Regions from separate parts of the Homo sapiens genome. Here region 1 is linked to region 2. A link is a loop called in an ENCODE intact Hi-C map of the cell type or tissue named here. Cell type or tissue: ascending aorta. All regions are shown on one strand.

Evidence for each region. Peaks named below come from ENCODE experiments on the same cell type or tissue, not always from the same donor. Only the 100,000 strongest peaks of a DNase experiment are listed, where the experiment ranks them.
Region 1: it touches region 2 in a loop (10-fold over the local background); 104 of 110 quality-filtered maps call a loop at or near these places.

What each region holds. Positions count from the first base shown.
Region 1 is chr1:112,800,695-112,808,694 of GRCh38, reverse strand. No RefSeq gene overlaps it. Among named protein-coding and RNA genes, the nearest start is that of LINC01357, 45 kb to the left of the region's middle. RefSeq lists a silencer at 4,262-4,411 and enhancers at 4,522-4,571, 5,048-5,548, 5,549-6,049. In ascending aorta, a CTCF peak has its summit at 4,328; a DNase peak (open chromatin) is centred at 4,305.
Region 2 is chr1:112,712,302-112,720,301 of GRCh38, reverse strand. It overlaps PPM1J (protein phosphatase, Mg2+/Mn2+ dependent 1J), which reads left to right and starts at 4,970. Exons shown (of 10, transcript NM_005167.7): 1 at 4,970-5,326; 2 at 6,691-6,805; 3 at 7,271-7,558; 4 at 7,845-7,957. The coding sequence starts at 5,001. It overlaps TAFA3 (TAFA chemokine like family member 3), which reads right to left and starts at 1,397. Exons shown (of 6, transcript NM_182759.3): 1 at 1,003-1,397. PPM1J-DT (PPM1J divergent transcript) reads right to left here and starts at 4,691. Exons shown (of 2, transcript XR_947714.4): 1 at 4,539-4,691; 2 at 2,506-3,851. RefSeq lists silencers at 1,288-1,337, 4,630-5,419 and enhancers at 4,621-4,915, 5,880-5,939. In ascending aorta, CTCF peaks have their summits at 1,451 (motif pointing left) and 3,860 (motif pointing left); DNase peaks (open chromatin) are centred at 1,411, 3,851, 4,801, 5,531 and 3 weaker places; H3K4me3 peaks cover 3,596 bases; H3K27ac peaks cover 2,620 bases.

The sequences.
Region 1 (8,000 bases), 88 kb before region 2:
CAGGGCCGGGCGTGGTGGCTCACACCTGTAATCCCAGCACTTTGGAGTCTGAGGCGGGCGGATCACCTGAGGTTGGGAGTTCAAGACCAGCCTGACCAACATGGAGAAACCCCGTCTCTACTAAAAATACAAAATTAGTCAGGCGTGGTGGTGCATGCCTGTAATCCCAGCTACTCGGGAGGCTGAGGCAGGAGAATCACTTGAACCCAGGAGGCAGAGTTTGCAGTGAGCCGAGATCACGCCATTGCACTCCAGCCTGGGCAACAACAGCGAAACTCCATCTCAAAACAAACAAACAAACAAACAAACAAACAAACAAACAAACAAAAAGATGTTGGTCAGGACTGCAGTCATCTGAAGGCTGGGAAGGATTCACTTCCAAGATCACTCACACAGCTGTCCTTGGCAGACTTAATTTCTTGCCACTGGGCCCTCCCGGTAGGCTGCTAGGAACATAGCAGCTGGCTTGCCCCAGAGCGAATATGCCAAGAGACAGCAGGCAAGAGAAACCAAAATAGAAGCCATGGTGTCTTTTAGAACCTAATTTTGGAAGTGACATACTATCACCTCTGCCATATTCTATTGCTGACACAGGCCAACCCTGGTACGATGTGAGAGGGAATATGAATTCTAGGAGGGAGGAAACATTGGGGTCCTTTTCAGAAAGGAGATACCACAAAACATATTTTTAAATGTTACTTATAAAACAAAATACGATCAACACCCATGAGCCCATCACTCACGAGAACTAGAAATCATATAACTTGCATCGTCCTATATGTGCCTTTTCCTCCACCCCTCTGCCTCCCTGTGGAAGAGGTAATTGCCATTTAAATTTGTGTTTATCGTTCCCTTGCTTTTTAAAAATTTTGCCACATCGGTACATATGTCGAAACAACATTTGTTGTTAGTTTTGCATTTGGATCTTTATAGAATTGATTGGCTCCATGAGTCAGGGGTCTGAGCCCCACTTGCTCAGGGCACCCTCATTCACTCTCCAAGCTTCTATAAAATGCTTCCCTCTTATTCCCCAACTCTGGTAGCTGCTTCTTGCCTTTCTTCTTTCTGGGTGACCTCAGCATTCTTTATTTATCCATTCTCTTGTCTCTCAATCCTTTTCTCCCCAAGGCTAGCCATAGAATCCCTCTTCCCCACCAAGTCATTGAAACCAGCACCTTTTCCCCAAAGCCAGCCATAAAACCAAAAATCATTAATCTAACTTTGCCTCTGCCTTTCTGTGTAAAAACTGGTCATAAAGAAATTACCTGACCTGCCTTGTTTGACTATGGGTTATAAGACCCCCATTCCAGAGAGGGTCCTGCCCCACATTCAGAAGGAAGGAATGCAGGAATGCGTGCTCTGAGAGGCCAAGAAGAATCTAGACAGACCGGCCCTGCTGGGATTCCCCACTCAGTCTGTTAGCGTTAGATCGTACTCTTTTTGTCCAATCATACTTTTTTTTTTTTTTTTTCCTGAGACAGAGTTTCACTCATTGCCCAGGCTGGAGTGCAATAGTGCAGTCTCGGCTCACTGCAACCTCCGCCTCCTGGGTTCAAGCAAGTCTCCTGTCTCAGCCTCCTGAGTAGCTGGGATTACAGGCATGTACCACCACACCCGGCTAATGTTGTATTTTCAGTAGAGATGGGGTTTCTCCATGTTGGTCAGGCTGGTCTCGAACTCCTGACCTCAGGTGATCCGCCTGCCTTGGCCTCCCAAAGTGCTGGGCTTACAGGAATGAGCTACCATGCCTGGCTTTTTTTTTTTTTTTTTTTTTTTTGAGATGGAGTTTAGCTCTTGTTTCCCAGGCTGGAGTGCAATGGCGCAATCTCGGCTCACTGCCACCTCCGCCTCCCGGGTTCAAGGGATTCTCCTGCCTCAGCCTCTGGAGTAGCTGGGATTGCAGGCATGTGCCACCATGCCCAGCTAATTTTGTATTTTTAGTAGAGACGGGGTTTCTCCATGTTGGTCAGGCCCAGTCTTGAACTCCCGACCTCAGGTGATCCACCAACCTGGCCTCCCAAAGTGCTGGGATTACAGGTGTGAGCCACCGTGCCCAGCCTGTCCAGTCACATTTCTACATAGCTGTCCATACTTTGTTGAACCTCAGCATAAAAATGGACAATTTCCTCTGTATCTTTTGGGTCTTTATTCTGAAGTCTGCCATGTACACATTAAATCTGTTTGTCTACTTTTTCTCTCACTAATCTGCCTCTTGTCAGTGATTTTCAGCAAAACTTCAAAGGACGAAGGGGAAATGTTCCCTTGTCCCTGCAATTTGTACAAACACTGTTAATCCGTATCCTCTCCCTGAGGCTTGTGTGGCCAGGAGGTGAACCCAGGGGCCTGGGAGAGGAAGGCACAGAGGCTGGCAGTGGGAGGGCCCTCACACCCATGATGCCAGTGCAGTTCAGCCACAGGTGCTTTTGTTCCCCAGGGAAGTATTCAGCTGGCCCCTCCTGAGGAAGGCTCACTTAGACAGGAACACTTTTGCACCCGGCTGCTTCTGTTGGTCCAGGGAAGACCCTGTATGCCCTCCTCATGGTAAGGATTTCATGTTGTAAGGACTTTGTCAGCACCCTGCTGCACACAACAGATGTTGGCAGAGCTTCTTTCCTTTCTCTGCCCCCACTTTCACCAAGCCAGTTCTTTTGGAAGGTGGAAATAAATGAAAGAAACAAACTCCCAGGCAAGTCGCAGTGCTCTGATCGCCGTCCTTATGAACAGAGCATTAATTAGTTGCTCACTCGCAGAAAGGAAAAGTTAATTACCTACCATGGAAACTTTAAAAAGAAAAAAAGGAAACATGAGTTTAAATTTTAATTAGGGCCCTTGCATGGTGGGAATAGAAAGGAGCTGGTTCTAATTGTGGGCATTTAAGGCAAGAGCCTTTTGTCCCTTTGTGCACCTCCTGTGCTCACCACCTCCCCACCAGACCTCCAGCCTGAACCTCCTCTCAGAATAGGCAGAGAAAATGAATGTGGAGGGGCCAGAGCACCCCCACTAGGACTCTGGTCATTGCCCCTTAGGGAGCTGTTCAAGGGCAGGGATTGAGAAACACAGGACAGGGTTCACTGCCCCAAATGACCTTCCTTACTGCTCACTGCTGCTTAAAATGTCAGCACCGGAAGAGTGGCAGATGCTGCTGTGTGCGGACCCCCTCCAGAAATGCAGGACACATTCCCCACCCTCAGGGAGCACAGCCAGCCCCTTCCAGGACTGCCCTAGATCACACCACCTGCCCAGGCCAGCCTGCACCCAATGACAGATCAATATATACTATGAACACCCAGCCTGCTCTCCCCAGTTTGAGACAACTCTGAAGGTCATTCCAGCTCCCAAGCTCCCTGCAGGGTCAGCTGGGACTGTTGTTCAGACTGCAGTGCAGCTCAACTTCTCCCTCTGTCCAATCTCACTGCTGTTGCCCCTCTCTTCCACAAGGGATCATCCCAAGAGAACTCCCTAACAAATGTCCTGAACACTTATCTCCGTCTCAGAGTTTGCTTCTTGAGGATCCTAGCTTGTGGCACAGATTTACAGTGAACAGTGTTAAAGTGCTATGGGAGGGATATGCATTGAGCAGTTTACATTTTATACAATCGTCAAGTTAAGGGACTATCAGAAGGCATGTAATCCAGTCCAATAGAGCACTCCCAGCTTAGCATTTGACCCAGCTAAGGCTGCCTTGATCTGAGCACTGACAGTGACAAGGACTCATCCTCTCACAGAACAGCCCTTTTGGTGCCTACACAGCTCCAACTGCTAGAAGGCTCTTCTCACACCGGTCGGCTTCTGCCAGGCAGAGCCACAGAGCAAGGGTCTATGTGTCTGCCAGGCCCATGCCAGGCTGTGAGGAAGACAGGATGCTGTAGACCCTGTCTCTGCCCCCTGGACAGATGAGGTCCAGAGTGAGGAAGTGAACAGGGGCCTGGCTCCCAGCACCCTCAACAGTCCTGGGGACATGCATTTGTTCCGCATTCAGAGTTCCGTACTGCCCCCTGTATGATGGGGCCATCAAGCATACAGTAGGACAATACCCAGTGACCTGGACACCGCCTCTGTAAGTAGCCTGGTCACATGCAGGGTCATTTCCAGGTGCTTTTGATAAGTTTGGTATCCACCGGGGGCTCCTTCAAAGGCATCTCCAGCCTGACCCTGGGCTCCCCTTATAGCAGCCTAGGCCTCAAGTTGGAGACCAATTAAGCTGAGGTTGTGTCAACCCCTTAGCTGCTTGCTTGCTAAGGAATTAGCAGTGCCCAGGGACTCCCTGTATGACATCGCTTTGACCAAGCCAACTCGCGGGCCCTGTTGTTGCTCTGGCCTAGCCGCAGCTAGATGGCACTGTCCCATCACGCCAGGCACCTGCCCTGCCTGGCCAGCCAGGCTCACTAAGCACCCAACCTTGTGACTACAGGAATGCAGAGGGGCCACACAAGGTTTCTGGACCCCAGCCCCAGATTTTTACTAAGGTAACTGTCACAGTCCATTGGAGACACTGCCCACCCTTCCTCCAGGGCTCAGAGAATTATTTGTTCATTCAACAAATATTTACTGAGCTCCTACTACTTGTTACGACTACTGGACTCCAGAGCAGGTACAGGAGATAAGGCCATGAGCACTGAAGACACTTTCCTGCCCTGCCTGGAGATAACAGACCAACTAGGGAGTCAGAAACACATGTAAATTCACATACCTGGGAAGTATTTCAAAGGACAGGATAGGATGCAGGGTGGGGGAGAGGGGGTGTTGGACAGGCCATCCTGTTCTGCTCTGAGAGGCTAGGGGATGTGGGGGGTTCTGAGAGAGTGGCCTCTGCACTAAAGTTTGAAGGAGAGTCCAAGTTCACCAGACAGAGGAGGTGTCCTGGGAAGGGCTTCTGCACCCAGAAGGGTGCAGATTTAAACTTTGTCAGCCAGACGTGGTGGCTCATGCCTGTAATCCTAGCACTTTGGGAGGCTGAGGTAGGCGGATCACTTGATGTCAGGAGTTTGAGACCATCCTGGCCGATATGATGAAACTCCACCTGTACTAAAAATACAAAAATTAGCTGGGCATGGTGGCACGTGCCTGTAGTCCCAGCTACTCGGGAGGCTGAGGCAGGAGAATTGCTTGAACCCAGGAGCAGAGGTTGCAGTGAGCTGACATTGCGCCACTGCCCTCCAGCTTGGGGGACAAGAGCGAAACTCTGTCTCAAAAAAAAAAAAATTGTCAGAAGAGATTCGAGTCAGATTCATGGAAGAACATATAGGCTGAGGGTGGTGAGAGTGAAAGGGGATGGGGGTGTCTGCCAACTCCATAGGGTCACTTCCAGCTCTGAGGATGGGAAAGGAAGGGCAAGCCCAGGTGGGCACCAGCCACATTAGACATGCTCTGTGACACCAGCTGAGGTTGGCCATTGCCATTTAGAGAGAGAGAGCACTAGCGAACTGCAGGCAGGAAACCCAGATTGTGAGGGGCCAGAAGGGCTGGGAGACGCCCAGAAGATCCAGACGAGTGGGCACCAGGAGGGGGAAGGAGTGCTCCCTTCTGGGGGCTCCATGGAGCCAGGTTGTAGCTTTCTCCAAGCAGGGCCCACAGGACAGGCAGGGAGTGGAGAGGAGGGCAGGACTGTGGGCTGGTTCAGGCTATAGGACCCACAGACAGACAAATGAGTACAAATGAGACACAAAGAAGCAGGCAGGGGCAGGGCACCGTGGCTCACACCTGTAATCCCAGCACTTTGGGAGGCCAAAGCGGGCGGATCACCTGAGGTCAGGAGTTAGAGATGAGCCTGGCCAACATGGTGAAACCCCATCTCTACTAAAAATACAAAAAATTAGCCAGGCTCAGTGGTGAGCACCTATAATCCCAGCTACTTGGGAGGCTGAGGCATGAGAATTGCTTGAACCCGGAGGCAGAGGTTGCAGTGAGCTGAGATGGTGCCACTGCACTCCAGCCTGGGTGACAAAGCAAGACTCTGTTTCAAAAAAAAAAGAAGCCAGCAGGACTTCCTTAGTCTCAGGTGGACTCTCCTGAGCCCCACACAGCAGAACGCTTCATCCGCTTGTCGTGGCACCCAAAGACTTTTCCTCCCCTGACACCTCCATCCCTACCCCATAAGAGCCCCCCCCCGCCCCTCCCTGGGCTGTTCCTCTGGGGCATCTACAACAACCAGAGCCTTCCAGGTAGTCCACACAAAAGTCTCTCCAGGTCTTATGTGGGCCGGAGCTAGGGGCGAGGGCAGGAAAGCCTCAGCCCCAGGGAAGAGGCCGCCATCTGTCAACCCTGGATGAGATGTGCACCAGCCTGAAAGCAGAGGAAGGGACAAAATGACCTCGGGAGCCTTCCAGCCCCAGAGCTGCCATTGGCTTGCTGGATGAAGGACATTAAATATTTGGCAAGTGCTCAGCAAGAATAGATGGGAGAACCCATAGCCAGGACCTCAAACCAGGGACTAGGAGAGGGCAGGGCCCTCTGCCTCACCCTGGCTGGGCCTGTTCCCTCATTAGGACCCAGGCACTGTCAATTACCACCAGGCATGGTGAAGAGGAAAACCAATCTATAGGGAGATGTGCCCTCTCCAAAACGTTATGGCAGGGACAGTAAGGAAATGTTGTTTCCCAAGCCAAGGTTCAGGCCTATTTGAAGGTTTAATGTGGTAAAAGGTCTGGGGTGGGCTGGGAAGAGGAGGGCTAAATAATTCAGAAAGCAAATGGAGAAGTGGCTGTTGATGATGCTGACCGAGGCTTGTGTAACTGGCTGGGCTCAGCAGCATCCTCAGGCTCCTGGGAGAAAGGGCACAAGTGGGGATTTGGGGAGACAGAGGCAGGAGTGAGCACACAGCCGGCCGGTAGAATAGCTTGACAGGTTTTGCTTCTCAAGGCACTTTCACAAGCCCCCTCCTCCCCAGGGCCCTATGAGGCAAGCAGGGCAGGTAAGGAGACTCTGGAGGCTGACCCCCCAGGCCTGCAGCCCAGGACCTCATGAGCAGCACAGCCCAGACAGGAAGTCCTCCCACTGCGTGGGGTCCTTACTTTCACACCACTTTCCTCTCTTCCACCTCCTGATCCCTGGGACAGTCCTGTGAGATACGTCAAGGATCGCTGAGCCTGGAGTAGCCAAAAGACCTGGGTTTTGAGCATGGTTTTGGCACAGCTAAGGTGTGTGATCTCGAGCAAGTTCTGTTCCCTCTCTGGACCTGCATAGACTTCTCACTTCTTTTTTTTTTTTTTTTTTTTTTAGACAGAGTTTCGCTCCCATTGCCCAGGCTGGAGTGCAATGGCTCAATCTCGGCTCACCACAACCTCTGCCTCTTGGGTTCAAGTGATTCTCCTGCCTCAGCCTCCTTAGTAGCTGGGATTACAGGCGCCCGCCACCACGCCTAGCTAATTTTGTATTTTTAGTAGATACAGGGTTTCTCCATGTTGGTCAGGCTGGTCTTGAACTCCTGACCTCAGGTGATCTGCTTGCCTCAGCCTCCCAAAGTGCTGGGATTACAGGTGTGAGCCACCATGTCCGGCCCTCACCTCTTTTTTATGATAAAAATGTGAAGATTGATATCTGAGGTCTCTTCTAGCTTTCATAGTCTCTGGTTCTAAGCCCAATGAGCAGATAAGAACATCAAGGTTTAGCCCGTAGGTGGGATAAATAGGGAAAAGGCCTCTTCCAGTTGCTTTTACTCCTATCTCTTGCCTCCCTTTTCACTCAGCTCAACCCAGGAACATGAGAAGAAAGTGCCACCTTGCCCTATCTGCACCCCGGAGACCTATGGGGAGGAGAATCCTGTCTTCTGGCTCCTTCTCTTGTCTGGACCCAAAAGCAGGAAGCCCATCAGTGTTTAATGAAGCCAGGACCAACCTAATTATCAGGGGCGCTTGTGTTAATAAGCACCTTTCAATCCATGCAGGGAGCTAATACAGACAGAATAAAAAGGGAAGAAAAGTCATTAGCTTGAAATGTCTGGGCCCCTACCTGGGCTGAGCCCCATGAAGTCATTATGGGTAGTTACGGGCTCTAACCACCAC
Region 2 (8,000 bases):
GATGGTAGGGAGGGGTCTAAGAATCACAGCTGTCATCTCTCTGGCCTTGGGAGGGAGCTGAGGGTCAAGGAAGGAGCAGAACCTGACAGATTCCTGCTGGAAGAGGCACGTGGGAGATACCTGAGGCCCTGATCCTCTTTGCTTCCACCTCCTACCCACTATGGCACCTGCTTCCTGGACTCACATGGAGCTGGCTTGGCTTAGCATCCCTTGCCCCCATTCCCACACCAGAGGGCTGGAATGGGGACACTCCAGGTCCCTGAGCCTTTGAAGGCCACAGCCTCCAATAGCTTTCCATTTCTCCCTAAGAACCTCTCTTCCCTCACCTCTCTAAAGGGAGGCAGAACTGAAACATATAGGATGGTGGGGCCCCGGAAGGACAGAGACCCCTGAGTCCTAGCTCCTAGGAGCGAGAGCATAAGGGGAATCTGGAGGAACACAGAGAAGAGGTGCCAGTTCCCAGGGGATGGGTGTGCTCCCTGGGCTGAGCTTCCCACTCTTCTAGATGTGCCTCTTTCCTGAGTAGAGATCTCTTCTCCCTGCCCTCCAGGAACCCTCCTTTTGACCATCACAAATGCAGCTTTGTCTTCTCTCAGGTGATCCTATTTCCCTCTGAGCTGCAACATCCTCCAATCCAACTCAGGCATCTCTCCTAGGAACCCCAAGGCCCAAAAGACCTTGGTGGGGTGGGGAGCAGAGGGGTGGGGGTGTTCATTTGGGCTCTCATCCCTGGCATTCTATTCCCTCCCTCCCTGAAACAGCTGGACATAGAAGCTTCTGGGATGTGTTTTTCGACTTCCATGCTCCTGCCTCAATTTCCTAGCCTATTTTTCCTAAATCCCAATCCAGGGGTTTAGTGAGGCTGAGTTAGCAGCCTGCATTACAAGGGTTTGAGGATGTGAACCACAAGAATCTTCAACCTTTCTTCACCTTCTCTCCCCACAAACCCCCCTAACGCCTACTCATTCCTCCACATTCTGAGCCCCCACACCTGGGACCTACCTGGTCCACGGTGATGCCCACTGGTTCGATCTGCTGGCCTGAAGTCTTCCTTGCCACTGAGCCAGGGACCAGCACTCCGAAAGACAGACTTTGGGAGGGAGCGGCCAGCTTGGGTGCTGTCTAGTCCGGAGCCCTGTCCCCTTCACCAAGTTGCTGCGCCCCCGGGACAGCGGGGTTCTGGTCAGGTTGGCATCATCCGCAGGGCGGGCCGGGCTCTGGGCACAGGGGAGCTCTGGGCCCGGCCCCGCCAGCTCTGCAGAACTCAGCCGGGTTTTTTCCAAGGTTCCTGCCGGCAGGCCGGGGAGCGCGCAGCCGCCGCCGCAACCGCCGCCTCGCCCCGGGCTACCCCCGCTCCTCCAGCCCCGCGTGGGCGCCGCCGCCTCCTTCGGGACAGTGCCAGGCGCTCGGCTGAACGGATGGGCACAGCCGAGACGCAGCGGCCCCTGGCGGCCGAGGGCAAGAGGAAGGGAGAGAGGACATCCGGCACCCGCAGGTTCAGTGAGGATGGACACCTCCGTGGTGGCAACTCAGAGGAGGTCCCTCAAAACCCTGAAGGTCTTGTGGCCCCCAGTGCCCTGGCTCAGGGGAGGTGGAGGTGCTGGGGGGAAAGGAGCTGGGAGTGAGGAGTGATTGACTAGACCCTCAGGGTTTTTGAGCTTTGAAGATTGCAGAACTGCATTGTCCAATACGGTAGCCACTAGTGGCATGTTGATATTTAAATTTAAATCTAAATTAATTAAATAAAACTTAAAATTCAGTTCCTCATTAGTAGGCACCATATTTCAAATGCTCAATAGCCACACGAAGATAGGGACTGCTGTATTGGACAGAGCAGATGTAGAACATTCCCGTCAGTGCACAAAGTTCTGTTCAGCAGCACTCTTCTAGAATGATATTTAGGAGGGAATAGTAAATATCTCTTCCTCTCCCAGGAGTGGTGCTCTCAGGGGCTGGGAGGGCTAGAGGAAGTATGAGGGTGTGGGCATTAGGCAGGAGGACAGTAGTAGGCTATGAATGGTCCCTATGGATGTTAAGTGTGAATACCAACATGGGAACCAAATTCTGAGACCTAGTTTCTTGTTTCTCTTTCTTTCTTCCTTCCTTCCTTCTCTTTCTTTCATTCTTTTTCTTTTCTTTTTTATTTATTTATTTTTTGGGGACAGGATCTCATCACTCTGTCACCCAGATCTTGGTTCATTGTAATCTCCACCTCCTGGGATCAAATGATCCTCCCATGTCAGCCACCTGAGTAGCTGGGACTATAGGGGTAGTCTGTAGTGCACTACCAAGCCAGGGTTAATTTTCTGTATTTTTTGTAGAGACAGGGTTTTGCTATGTTGCCCAGGCTGGTCTTGAACTCCTGGACTCAACTGATCCATCCACCATGGCCTCTCAAAGTGCTGGGATTACAGGTGTGAGCCACCACTCCTGGCCTGAGACCCAGTTTCTTTATCAGAAAAATTGTAATGTAATTAATTGCAACTGAATAATTCTTTACAGAGATCTGTTTTGGATGCGAATGTATTAGACAAATGAGAGGAAGTGGTGTTCTGTGAATTTGAAGGGACTTTCCTCTTAGTTTAAGAGGCCTTTGGGTTTAGGGTGATGTGAAGGGGAGAGACAAGGCAGAAGATGACCAGTTCTGGGCCCTGAGCCACCACTGTGGCCTGAGATAAAGGGGCCTGTCTTGAGGCTGTCCAGTCCCCCTCCTTGGTTCAAGCTTCACACTCCCCCAGCAGGGCCAGCCACTAAGCAGAGTCTCACTCTTCACAGAGAAAAACATCCCACAAGTCTGCTTCTTCATACCCCATCCCCTTTTCTCTCTCACTTTCCGCTGCCTCAGGGATGAGTAGAGGTGATGACCTCACCAGGTTCTGGGGCAGTCTGAGGATGGAGGAGGCATAATGGTGCCAGGAATAGGAGGTGAGAGGTTCAGGGAGGAGGAGCCTTAGGATTAGGCCATGGCTGGGGGCTGTTCTGGAGCCCCAGGGAGCTGTTATTCTCCCTGCTGATCATCTGGTGCTGGGGCTGGGGGGGTCTCTTGGCTTAGCTTTGCGGACAGCTTGCAGCCACACCATGGTGGGTGCTAGAAAGGGCAGGGAATAGGGAGCTGGGTGACACGAAGAAGTGGTAAGTAAACTGTCCCAGAAACACTGAATAATAAAAACAACCAGGAGTTATATTTGTTTCTTCAGTTGCTGGCTTGCTGCTGCTGTTATTTATCTGAGAGTTGGTTCCAGTTTTTCTCAAATAGCAGGGGAAAACCTATAGAAGCAGCCTGTTCTTTGTCCCCGTCTTCTTTTGCTGCTCTATTTGCCTTGGGGTCTGTTTTTTTTCTCTCCTGTGACTTCTTTTCCTCTGTCTCTCTCTGCCTAAAGCTCAGGTGTAACAAAGCAGGCATAGTAAGTCTACCAACCTGAAGGACCACTGTGGGATCTTTATTTGGAAGCTGCCAAGAAAGTCATCCCTTCTGGGGACACAGTTTAGCCTGGGGAACAAAGTGGTATGTGGTCAGGAAGCACCTGGCCGACAGAGCCCAGAAAAGTTCCAGCCGTGAACTGGGTGCCGTAGTCCCTGATGGCTACTTCCAACTTGCTTGAGGGCCACAACGGCGTTGTCCCCATTTGAGATGTGTGGATGGGTGGTGTCTGTGGATACCTAGCGATCAACTTTCTGATAGGAGGTTTAGAGACAGAGCTCTTGTGGCATCAGGTCAGTACCACCCTCTCCCAGAGGGGAGAAGTTAGGAAGAACGGGCAGCCAACCAGGCATTGGGCTCTGTCCTGGTCTTCCAGTGAGTGTGCTTTTACTCTTCTTAGGCAAGGGCTTAGCCTGGCCTCTGTCTCCCCCTGGCGGTAGACACAGAACTTGCTCAGCATTCCCGGACTGCTCTCAGCCCTGGCCCTAAGAGAAGGATGGGAGGGGAGGAACCCCCACTCCTCTCTCTGCCATTGATCTCCTTTCTAGCCCTTCCTCCCTGATCCGGAGAAGTAAGCTTGGTTCTTAAGACAGAGCAGGTTTGAATGTCAGGAGGCCGACATAGGTGTGAATCTTTCACTTGACCGTGTGACCTCCTGGGGCAAGTCACGGTAAAATGACAGGAAGCGTCCCGTCCTGCCTCATCCGTGAAACTGACAGAAAAAAAACCATCTTGAAGGATTGGTGTGCAGTATAAATAACCTAATACTGTATGGAACGTGCTTTGTAAAGGGTCTAGTATGCAGTACTTCTTCAATAAATAGTATTTGTTATGTTGTTATTATCCTATTAATAGCTTGTCCTGCTGTGGTCAGGGAAGGTCTGCATTGTGGGAAAGACCTGGGTTCTGAGAGAGAAAGGAGGGTGGGAGTAGCAACCGCTCTCCCAGATCTAGAGGTGGTCTTCACGGGGAACAGCGCATCAGGAGCCCAGGAATCTACCCCGGCTCCTGATTCCGGGGTGGTCGGCTGCAGCCTGCGTCATTAATCCCGCAACCCCACCCGGTACCAGCTTGCCCGCTCTCGCTCCAGCAGCCCCATCCAGAGGTGGTGTCACACCTGGCGCCTCATACCCAGCGGCTCCCAAGCGCCTGTTTTGCTCTGAGGTCATTAGCTCCATGGCTCTCTGGGCTGGCTGGCCACACCGAACCGAGAGCGAGGAGACCGCACCCCCTTGTCCCTCAGCCCCCGTCACAATGGAGACATTCTAGCTGTGTCTAATCTAGCGCACGGCTGAAATAAGGTTTCCTTCTCTCCGCCCCCTTCCCACAGCAACAGAACCTACCCCTAAGAAACGGAGGCGGGGCCAAGCCGGAATGGGGCGGGGCAGAGGCCGGGGACCCGTGGGCCGGTTCCTGGGGTGGCCCAGAGCAAGGGCAAGTTTCGCCCGGGACCCGCCCAGCTGGCCGGGAGCCAGTAGCAGGGAAGGGCCGGCTGGCGCGAGCACCGCCCACGCGGAGCCATGGGGGCGGGGCCTGGGCGGGGGCGGGGCCGCGGCCGAGGGCGGGGCAGGGAGGCAGCATGCTAAACCGGGTGCGCTCGGCCGTGGCGCACCTGGTGAGCTCCGGGGGCGCTCCGCCTCCGCGCCCCAAATCCCCGGACCTGCCCAACGCCGCCTCGGCGCCGCCCGCCGCCGCTCCAGAAGCGCCCAGGAGCCCTCCCGCGAAGGCTGGGAGCGGGAGCGCGACGCCCGCGAAGGCTGTTGAGGCTCGAGCGAGCTTCTCCAGACCGACCTTTCTGCAGCTGAGCCCCGGGGGGCTGCGACGCGCCGATGACCACGCGGGCCGGGCTGTGCAAAGCCCCCCGGACACGGGCCGCCGCCTGCCCTGGAGCACAGGCTACGCCGAGTGAGCGCCCCCTGGGGCACCCAAACCAGGATGGGGCTCCCACCCCTCTCCCCAGCTCCGCATCCCCGGCGCTAGGACGCGTTCCCCACGCCGCGTCCGGGCCAGGAGCTCCCTTTTCCGTGGACCTTTGCTATCCTCTGGTCTTCGGGCCGCACCCCCTCCCAACCCATTTTCCAGTGGGGGGCAGCCTGTGTCACCTTCTTCACGTCCTTCCCGCTCATTGACTGCCCTCGCCCACGCCGCCTCAGGACCCTGTTCTGCCCCAGAGCCCGGAGGGCGGAGAGCCCGGCGAAGGATGAGTTGGCCAGTTCCCCGTCGCGGCCCGGCAGCTTAAAGGCTAAGGGAAAAGGGGTTTCACGAAGGAGCGGGGTTCTTTTTAATAGGGGACATAGCGGTTGGGAAGACTCGCTCACCCGCTTCCCGGCTCCAGCGCCCCAGTTCCCTGTCCCTCTTACCGTAGTTCCCCTCCCCCTCCACACCCAGAAATAGCCCGCGACACCAGGAGGCCGCCAGCTTCCCCAGGAGCGGGGAGGGGGACGCCCGGGGTAGAGGAGGGTCCCATTTAGATGCCCTTCAGCCTGCCAACTCGTGCTGGCCTGGCAAAGAAGCGGACCCCCTGCCCGGAGCGGCCGGCTGGCCCCCGGGCTGTGTGTATTTTAAATGCATCTGCCGGGAACGCAGAGCACCGAGGGAGATGGGGGCGCTCAGTTCGCTGAGGAAGGTGGCTGGTGGCCCATGGACCCACCACCACCTCCCTTAGCCTCCTGTGTGGGAGGAGTTTATGGGTATGTGGCTCCTGCCCAGTCCAGGTGGGCTTTCACTTCTACTCTATTTCAGTTCCTCTTTCCCGATCTGGGCTGGAGAGCTTCCTCATTGTTAAGGCAGCAGAAACTTTCGCTGGATGGTTTTAGGATAAGGGTGGGTGTGCCCATGAGGATGAGGTGCTGGGGACAAGGCACTGGGAGAGTTGATAGTGGTTGAGGGTGGGATGTAGGGTCTAGCTAGCAGGGAAGTAAAACTTCTGCTACCAACTAGCCCCTCCCCCAGAAGCACCACTAGGAATGCCTTTTTCTTTTTTCTTTTTTTTTTGCCAGGGATGGGGGAAGTGAGGCAGGCAGGGGACATAGCGGTTGGCCAGAAGCTCCTGCTGGCCTTTCTGTGAAGTGGTAGGGCTGGCCACCCAAACAGTACTCCTTACACCTTGCCAGCCCTCCCTTCTCCTCCTCCCTCTGGCCTGGATCCCAGGTGGCTGTGACCTTTCTCAGCTTGGCCAGCGGGCGCAGGAGACGGTGTGTGTCTAAGGTGGGGGTTATTCCAGGACCTGGTCTGGTGTCCAACCTGATGTGGTCATTCTGGCCTGGCAGGGTCATCAATGCTGGCAAGAGTCGGCACAATGAGGACCAGGCTTGCTGTGAAGTGGTGTATGTGGAAGGTCGGAGGAGTGTTACAGGAGTACCTAGGGAGCCTAGCCGAGGCCAGGTAAGACCCATCCCCTTTCCCAGAGACACAGTGACACCTCTCCCCAGGGACTCAGGCCTCTGGTTTTAAATCTGAGCCATGCGGAAGACCTGATGAACTCACTGGCTATCTACCTTCTGGCACAGAACCTTTACCTGGTATTCATCAGTTAGATTCTACCATGTAAGCATGAATGTTACTTTCCCACCTAAAATGTAGAGGCTCACATATTTATGGATGATTTAATTGCCAGTGCTGAGTTTTGGATCTGTTATCCTCTGAGTTTGGGTTTTTGAGCCTTTCCTTTCTCTTGACACATACGAAGCCTTATGTGAATAAACCTAATTTGCCTTCAGTAGCAAACACTGACCTCTCAGATGTTTGTATGGATGCCCAGAGTCTTGTTATTCACCTTGCATAACACACACACACACACACACACACACACACACAAACAAAACTCACCTCCAACTTTTCCTCCACCAGGGACTCTGCTTCTACTACTGGGGCCTATTTGATGGGCATGCAGGGGGCGGAGCTGCTGAAATGGCCTCACGGCTCCTGCATCGCCATATCCGAGAGCAGCTAAAGGACCTGGTAGAGATACTTCAGGACCCTTCGCCACCACCCCTCTGCCTCCCAACCACTCCGGGGACCCCAGATTCCTCCGATCCCTCTCACTTGCTTGGCCCTCAGTCCTGCTGGTCTTCACAGAAGGAAGTGAGCCACGAGAGCCTGGTAGTGGGGGCCGTTGAGAATGCCTTCCAGCTCATGGTGAGTGGGTGACCTGGGCCAAGAGCCTGCTAGGCAACCACTCTGGCCAACTCTGTGTGGAAGCCAGAGGGGGTTACCCTGAGAACCCACAACACCTTTGAGAGCCTGAGCAGAGCTTGGTTCAGAGGGGAGGGAGAAGGGGCAGTTACACCCCAGTCTTCCCTCCTGTCTTCCAGTGTAGCCTGGCTGGGCCAGTTGATTTCTACGGGTGGAGGGGGTAGGGGGAGGGTGACTGTGTGCTGGAACCTCTCCTTCTACCCACCTCTGACCCTTCCTTATGTGGCAGGATGAGCAGATGGCCCGGGAGCGGCGTGGCCACCAAGTGGAGGGGGGCTGCTGTGCACTGGTTGTGATCTACCTGCTAGGCAAGGTGTACGTGGCCAATGCAGGCGATAGCAGGTATGGGGGAGGGGGCTCCAAGGTGGCGACAGAGGGCCACACT